Linked DNA regions of Homo sapiens: region 1 is linked to region 2. The links are chromatin loops, found by intact Hi-C in ENCODE. Cell type or tissue: heart left ventricle. All regions are shown on one strand. Links, peaks and the distances in the headings refer to the core of each region. The heading gives the core; the rest is flanking DNA.

Region 1 (4,333 bases), core at 134-4,133, 380 kb after region 2:
AAGTGGGGAAATACCTGGAGGGCCACATGTGGACAAGAGATTTTTTTTCAAGATCAGATAGCATATTTGTGTGCTGATGAAAATGAGGAAGTAGAGGACAAATAGAGGAGTAGGAGACAGAATGGTCATTTCTTTGGCCTGAAGGAGATGGGTTCTGGAGTAGGGGTTGACCTTGAATGGCAGGACAGAAAATACATCCATGGTAACAGGAGTCAAGGCAGAGCATACTGGCCTAGATGCAGGTAGTGGGGTAGATGCAGAGGTGAAAGTTTGTGGATGTGCTTTTCTGGTGGCTTCTCTTTTCTCAGGAAAATAGAAAGGAAGGTCATCAGGGGAAGGTTAGGGAAGGGAAATAGACTAAAGAGATGACCCTCTTGTGGTGTGGCCACTGATGAACAGGAGCTGAGACCTGAAGACCTATCTCAAAAGACAGTGAACAGGGAGGGCACGGTGGCTCACACCTGTAATCCCAACACTTTGGGAGGCCAAGGTGGGTGGATCACTTGAGGTCAGGAGTTCGAGACCAGCCTGGCCAACATGGGCAAACTCCATCTGTACTAAAAATACAAAAATTAGCCAGGCATGGTGGCACGTAGGAGGCTGAGGCAGGAGAAATATGGCGTCCAGCAGCCATCCCACCTGAGGAAATTCTCCTCTCATTGCCAAACAATTAGGGTACCCAAGATTGACTTGTAGAAAGAGAGCTAGTGATAGTCCTTATGGTTGTTTCTTACTAAATACCTGTTTAATCAGCACAATTAACCTGTTCCCTAAATTAGTACACACAACCACCCATGAAATTAGCAATTACTGTCCTCATTATTATGCCCGTTTACAGAGGAGAAAACTGAGATTCAGGGTGTTTCAGAAATTTATTCAAATTCTTATAATTAGTGTATCAGCTATGATCAGATTAGGCTGTCCAGAGGTGGTTTGGTGGCTTTGCTTCCTGAGGTCCTTGGAACCCGGGCTCCTTGTATCTCTTCATCTTGTGTGTGGCCTTTATTCACCCATTACCTGGTAGTCCAAGATGGCTGCTCAAGCTGCAGTCATCATGTTCCCTAACCATTCTGCAAAGAGGAAGAGATGAAGAAGGGAAAAGACATTTCACCTGTCTTTGGGGAAGGTTTCTGGAAACTTCCATTTGGCATTCTGTATACATCTTATTGTCCTGAGATTAGTTCCATGACCACATGTGGCCACATATAATGCAGAGAAATGTAAATTTTATTTTGGATGGCATAGTCCCAACTAAATTTCCATTATAATGCACTAATGTATGGAGATTCCCTACTCAGGGGACTTGTATTCTCTGTCAGTGTCATTACACTTAATCACTTAACTGCCTTGCCTTCTCACCTCTCCCTGATTCCCAATGCTCATGTCTCAGAATTTGCTTCTCTATTCCTATTCACTAACTGTTGAGTCCCAGAATCCAGTAAAAAATTTGTCATTGCCTTTTGAGGGAGGTAACAATTCAGTAAAATGAGCAAGAACTTTGAAGCCAAATAGACTTGGCTTCAAATCTAGGCTTAAGTACCTACTGCCTCTATCAACGTGAGAAAGATACTTAAATCCTCCGACCTCCTGTTGCCTGCCAATTGATAAAATTAAACCTAATTTACAAGGCTGAGGAGAGAATGAAGTGAGGTAATATATATGACTGTATTTGACATCTGTGGTTTCTCAAGGCATCTATGTCCTTCTTTTCCCTGGTGATCTAGTTAATGGAGAGGCTCAGTGAATCCAGAGACCCTCCGTGGTGGGCATTTGCTGATTGCTAACTAGCATCCTGCCCCTCCTCTGCCTGCCTAACAGCATCCAGATTTTGGATTCTGTAGGATTATAATCTCTCTCCTCCATTATGTAGTGGCCATGGAATCTGGAGGGGGTTGACACCCTCTCCTGCCCCTTACCAGCTCTGGGGGAGACTTTGATTGATGAAAGTGTCTTTGAGAGCAGAGGGGCAATGTTATTCTTTTACATTCAAGTTTCTCTCAGGCATTTAAAACATCACCGGAGTAATTGATTAAGCAGTTGATTGAATGGGTCTTGGGGAAACACTGGGCTTGTGGAGGGAATTTCCAGGGAAAAGCTGTGTCTGACACTGTTGTGAATGAGCCAGCAGCGGAGCCAGTCAACCGTGGCCGCTGTGGCCTGGTGATTATCACGTTGGTATGTTCTAATATGACAGCTGGGAATCTCACCAACCAGACCCACCTGATCAGCAATGAAGTGTTTCTATTCTAATCATCTTTTGGGACTGTGGCTGGCATCAAGCATTGGAACAAAAAGTGCTTCTCGGGCATCTGCCTTTTATTAGTGAAATCCATTCCTGTATGAAGGCTTATTCTTCTCATGGCAGAGAAGTGATGTCTTTTACAAAGGTGGTTTGCCTATCTTTGCTCTGCCTGCCGGCTTTATAGAGTTCTGGGTTCATACTAGAGGCCTTTTGAACACCCCAGGTCATGCTTGGTTTAAAGAATCTTACCTTCACTTCTGGTCTGGTTGCTGTGGTCTAGAAGCAGACCTGCCTTAGACTTTCAGCAGATGGAAGAAAGGAAGGAAACTAATTGTGATTGTGCACTGGCTCCATCATGACCTTGGACAAGACTCTTCTGTGAAATGAGGGAAGTAAGACCTCCCCTTCAGTATTTTGGAGAGGAATAAATGAGATATGTGTTTAATATACTTAGTATAATCTGGCGCTTAGTAAAGACTTAATCAAATACTGGCAGTGATTATTATCAAACTCATGAGCACAATGGTTGGCATAAAGCCACCCCTCCATGAATGTTGGCTATTATTATTATTATTATTATTACTCTTCATATTATTATTTTGAAGACTATTTTTATAGCAGTTTTAGGTTCACAGCAAAACCAACTGGAAGGTCCAGAGCCTGTAACCCTCTTCGTCCCCATGTATACACAGCTTCCCCTACTACCAATATCCCACACCACAGTGGTACATTTTTTACAAAAATGAACCTACATTGACCCATTATTATCACATAAGTCCATAGTTTTTATTAGAGTTCACTCTTGGTGTTGTACATTCTACAGATTTGACAGGTATATAATTACATGTAACTGCCATTATAATATCAAGCAGAATTCTTTTACTGCTTTAAAAATCCTCCGTGCTCCTGCTACTCATTCTTCCCTCCCCTCAACACCTGACAACAACTGATCCTTTCTGCCTTTTTTAGAATGTCATATTGTTTGAATCATACAGCACATAGCCTTTCCAGATTGGCTTCCTTCACTTAGTAATATGCATTTAAATTTTATCCATGTGTTTTCATGGCTTGATAGCTTTTTTAAAAACTTCTGAATAATATATCATTGTTTGGATGCACCATAGTTTATTTAACCATTCACCTACTGAATGACATTTTGGTTGGTTACAAGTTTTGGCAATCACGAATAAAGCTACTATTAATATCTATGAGCAGATTTTTGTGTGAACATATGTTTTTAATTCATTTGAGTAAATATCAATGATCATGACTGTCAGATTATATGGTAAGTATATTTAATTTTGCAAGAAATTGCTAAATTGTTTTCCAAAGTGGCTGTACCATTTTTCATTCCCATCAGCACTGAATGAAAGTTCCTGTTGCTCTGTATCCTCACAACATTTGGTATTGTCAGGGTTGTAGATTTTGTCATTCTAGTAGGTGGTATCTCATTGTTGCTTTAATTTGCGTTGTTGCTCCAATTACATATGATTTTGGGCATCTTTTCATATGCTTATTTGCCACCTGTATATCTTCATTGGCAAGGTATCTATTCAGGCCTTTTGCCTATTTTTTAATCAAGATGTTGGTTTTCTTATTGTTGAGTTTTAAGAGAGCTTTGTATATTTTGGATAACAGCACTTTATCAGATATGTCTTTTGCAAATATTTTCTCCCAGTCTGTGGCTTGTCTTCTCATTCTCCTGACAATATCTTTTGCAAAGCAGAAGTTTTTAATTTTAATGAAGTCCAGCTTATCAATTATCTCTTTCATGGACTGTGGCTTGGTGTTGGACCTAAAAAATCATCACCACATCTAGGGTCATCTAGGTTTTCTTCTATGCTATCTTGTAAGTGTTTTATGGTTTTGCATTTTACATTCATGTCTGTGATCCATTTTGAGTTAAATGCAGGAAAAGCTTTTTTTGAGTGGTATAAGGTGTGGCTAAATTCTTCTTCTTCTTTTTTTTTTTTTTTTTTTGCATTTGGATGTGTAATTGTTCCAGCACCATTTGTTGAAAAGACTATCTTTTATCCATGTATTGCCTTTGCTCCTTTGTTAAACATCAGTTGACCATGTTTATGTGCACTT
Region 2 (4,333 bases), core at 124-4,123:
GGTCTTTAAAAGTGTCTCAGCAATGTTTTATTGTTTTAAATGTATAAGTCTTAAATATCTTTTATCAGATGTATCCCTACATATTTTATATTTTATGATGCTATTGTGAATAGTATTTTTTTAGAAGTCCAACTTAACGATTGTTTATTGCAAGCATATAAGAATACAATTGATTTTTATATATTGGTCTTTTATTCTGCAATCTTGCTAAATTCACTATTTTTAGAGTGGTGTTAGAAGACAGCAGAGAGAAAACAGTGGTTCAACCTATCCTGTTTAACCAAAAGTTGAGATTTTTTATGTTCACTTTTATCCTCTTTTTAGGGTTGAAAATTACACACATTATATTTTTCTTACTTTAGTGGCCATCTTTTAAAATTGACATGGATAGTTGACAAAATCTGAATTTAATCAGTATTTCTCTCCTCTTCCTAAACAATATGAAAGCTTTGAAAGCTTAAACTCTGACCACTCTGTCTATCTTACATGTTATTGATGTTAAGTATTATAGTTCCACCTTGCTTTTATATTCTTGACATTAGTTACGATTACTGTTTTATCCTGTCAGTGCTCATTTAGATTTTCCCAGATTATTACTAATGACTTTGTTCACTATTTTATTTTGCATTGTCAATCTTGGTTATGGATTCAGTTTTCTTCATAACACACATTTTTTTCATAATTATTTGTCAGAATTATTAGTGGGACACTCTTTGTTGGAAAATGCCTTTTTTTACCCTCATTCTTGAGTTATAATTTAGCTGTTTCTCTCAACATTTTGGATAGATTGGTCTTCTGTTTTCTGTCTTTTAAAAAGATTTCTCTTTGATGTTTTGCAATTTCTTATGATGTGTTGAAATGTGGATTTATTTTTATTTACCCTACTTAGGGCATGTGCTTCCTGAAGGCGAGTTCTATGTGTTTCATCTATTCTAGAAAATTTATAGCTATTATCTTTTCTAATGTTGCCTTCTCACTTTTCTCTCTGTTTTCTATCTTTTGATCTGTGGTTCCATGTACATAGGACCTTTTGCTCTTTCTTCTAAGTCTCTTACTCTCTTATTTTATTTTTAATCTGTTTTTTGTTTGTTTGTTTGTTTGAGACAGGGTCTCACTCTATAGCCCAGGCTGAAATGCAGTAGAGTGATCATGGCTTGCTGCAGCCTCAACCTCCTGGGCTCAAGTGATCCTCCCACCTCAGCCTCCTAAGTAGCTGGGACCACAGGCGTGAGCCGCCATGACCGGTTAATTTTTGTATTTTTTGTAGAGATGGGGTTTCACTATGTTGCCCAGGCTGGTCTCGAACTCCTGGACTCAAGCGATTTACCCATCTTGTCCTCCCAAAGTGATGGGATTATTGATATGTACCACTGTGCCCTGCCTTATTTTTAATCTTTTTATCTCTCAAGCTACATTGTAGCTAAGCTCCTTAGATCATTTCCAATTTAGTTACTCGCTCTTCACCCATGTTTAGTTTGCTGTTTAAAACTTACCAAGTTTTTAATTTCAGTGACCATATTTTTGGCTTTTAGAAAAACCATTTCATTATAGTCCAAATCTGCTTGTTGATTTTTGATTGTGTTTTATACTAATGTTTTAAATTGCTATTCTTGGCCCTTGTCTAATGTCATTTTCTTATATGCTCAGCTATGCATTAAGCAGGACTTCATTATTATTATCTTTTTTGTATTTTATGTGGAACTTGTAGGTATTTTGTAGCAGGAAGGTTTTCTGGTTATCTGAACCATGATAATGAAAAAAAAAAAAGTGTCTCATTGGTTTTTTCAAACTTTCTCCTCCAGAGAAATTCTGCTTTGTTCACAGCATCAAATGTTGCTTGGAGTTCTAAAACTTCCATTGTTCTTTGTATGTGAAGCATGCTGGGATGCCTGGGCGGTGGAGTGTTACTTCACATTAAATTGTGGGCTCCTTTACGGTCAGCAACTGTGTTTCCTGTATCTCATGTGTCCTGGCAGGGTACTTGCCACGTAGTCAGTGCCTGATAAACAGTTGGCTGATTTCCTTATTTGACTTTTGCTTTAGAGCCAGACGCCTCGCTAGCAGAGATGCACACGTTTTTTTGTTTTGTTTTTTTTTTTTTTTGAGATGCAGTCTCGCTCTGCCGCCAGGCTGGAGTGCAGTGGTGCAATCTCGGCTCGCTGCAAGCTCCGCCTCCCGGGTTCAAGCGATTCTCGTGCCTCAGCCTCCCGAGTAGCTGGGATTACAGGCGCGCACCACCACGCCCAGCTAATTTTTGTATTTTTAGTTGAGACGGGGTTTCACCATGTTCGCCAGGATGGTCTCGATCTCTTGACCTCGTGATCCACTCGCCTCGGCCTCCCAAAGTGCTGGGATTACAGGCGTGAGCCGCCGCGCCCGGCCCGAGATGCACATGTATTTTTAAAGAGTTCCATTGATAACTGAGTTTCTCCTGACCAGAAGGTGGACTGTGGCCTAGGCATGGCAGTGCCTCCTGATTGGCTTTGGAAGCTCAGCTCCATCTGTGGTCCGTTATTCTTAAAAGTGGCCACTAGAGGGTGAGAATGAGCCACAGCACAGCAAAGTCCTGTTTTAACCTTCAGAACAGCTGGAGGACGGTCAATTCAAACACACTAGAGAGCACCTATCATGTGCCAGGTACTGTGCCAAGCCCTCCCTGCCTTCCAGGACCTCATAAATGGCCAGTGGCCCCTCACATATAGACACAACTCTTGTACAAGGCAGAATGGAATGTGCACAAAGAGGTACAATCCCAACTCCTAGATCTAGGGGGTCTCAACAAGGAGGAACTGTGGGTGGCTTTCCTGTAGAACTCAGATTGGTCAGTCTGTGAGAAGGAAACTTACAGGACCTGCACCATCCACCCTCTCAGTCTCAGTCTCACCCACCTCTTCATACACCTGTTTCATGTGCATATGGCTTTACTGTTGCCTGCCAGAGACCACCCAGGCTTTGCAGTAGACTATTTGCATAACCCTGGACTAACCACTCTCTAATCTTTAATCTCTTTATTTAGGGATGATAATATCAAGTCCTTTCTACCTCATAGGATTGTGTCAGATTTAAGCAAAGTAATGAAGATCAAAGTACTTTTGAAAATTCATAAGTGCCATATATTTATGAAGCTTTAAAATAATTGTTAATATAAATTTCCCTAAAATGCCCTCAGAGTCTAGGAAGTTTGGGTGCACCATGGGCATTTACTGAATTAACTAGAATGTACACTCTTCCAGAAGAGGAGACCCACAGTAAGCCGAGGTATACCAGGCAGTTTCGGACAAATCTGAGAGCCAGGAAACAGCAGTGTCATTAAAGTGTTGGGCTGAACATTGTGCTCTGACACTCTCTGGGGAGGTGTCAGCCTGGCATCCAAGAAGGGTGGCCCTGTGGGAGGGTTATGCTCCAGACTGTGGAGAGGGGCACTTTCCTTTTCCGGGCAGGGACCCTGAGGAAGAGGAGATTAAGAATGGGTGTGGTATGATGCTGCTCTAACCCCTGAGATAAGCTTCCGAGAAGAAAAGCCACTGTCACTCACTTTTCAGGACCAATAAAGGAACTGAATGGTAGAGAGAGCTTTGCCATCTTCTCTCATGCTTGAGGAAAGGAGACTGACCCCTTCTCAAGGTGATGGGAGACTTAAAGTGCCTGTTCATGATTGGTGGCATGAGAGGGGAGGAGGAAAGACTGGAAATGTCAGTCACCATGCTTATCGCCTGCTGCGCCAAAGAACACCCCAGCGAGATCCTTAGGGCCATTTTCTTTCAGAGTCTATTTTAAAAATGTCTTTATTGATTTGATCAAACTGGTGTTTTTAAAACTTCAGTTAAGGTGAGCTTTCCATGCACACACATTGGTGTGTGTGTGTATGTGCATGTGTCAGGGGGCTGCTGGGGTGGGAATGGGGACCAAAGAGAGACTATTTTTAGAATAGCATTTCCTCTGAGGGGGTTTTAACCTGTTCTCTGCTGTTTTATGTTAGAGATTTATTTGATCATGCAGTCAACAACAGCACCAACAGCACCATCTGGTTTGCTAATAGATATTTTTTTTTTTCTGTTTCAGCCTTTATTTTAGAATTGGGGGTACCTGTGCAGGTTTGTTACAAAGGTATATTGTGTGATGCTGAGGTTTGGGGTATGACTGAATCCATCACCCAGGTAGAGACCATAGTACCCAATGTGTAGTTTTTCAGCCCCTGCGCCCCTCCCTCAGTCCCTCCTCTAATATTCCCCAGTGTCTGTTGTTGGCATTTTTATGTCCATGTATATGCAATGTTTAGCTCCCACTTATAAGTGAGAACATGTGGTATTTGGTTTTCTGTTTCTGTGTTACT

Evidence for each region. A loop is a pair of places that touch in the nucleus more often than their neighbours do. Peaks named below come from ENCODE experiments on the same cell type or tissue, not always from the same donor. Only the 100,000 strongest peaks of a DNase experiment are listed, where the experiment ranks them.
Region 1: a loop joins it to region 2, with 2.5 times the contacts of the local background. A loop is called at or near these places in 2 of 110 quality-filtered maps.

The regions. Positions count from the first base shown.
Region 1 is chr1:166,305,856-166,310,188 of GRCh38, forward strand. The region is part of intron 1 of LOC112268276 (a long non-coding RNA gene); the gene reads left to right. Among named protein-coding and RNA genes, the nearest start is that of FAM78B, 140 kb to the left of the region's middle. RefSeq lists an enhancer at 974-1,650. In heart left ventricle, for the core only: no CTCF peak of the experiment used is centred there; a DNase peak (open chromatin) is centred at 2,156; H3K27ac peaks cover 1,865 bases.
Region 2 is chr1:165,922,341-165,926,673 of GRCh38, forward strand. No RefSeq gene overlaps it. Among named protein-coding and RNA genes, the nearest start is that of MIR3658, 17 kb to the left of the region's middle. In heart left ventricle, for the core only: a CTCF peak has its summit at 2,535 (motif pointing right); no DNase peak of the experiment used is centred there.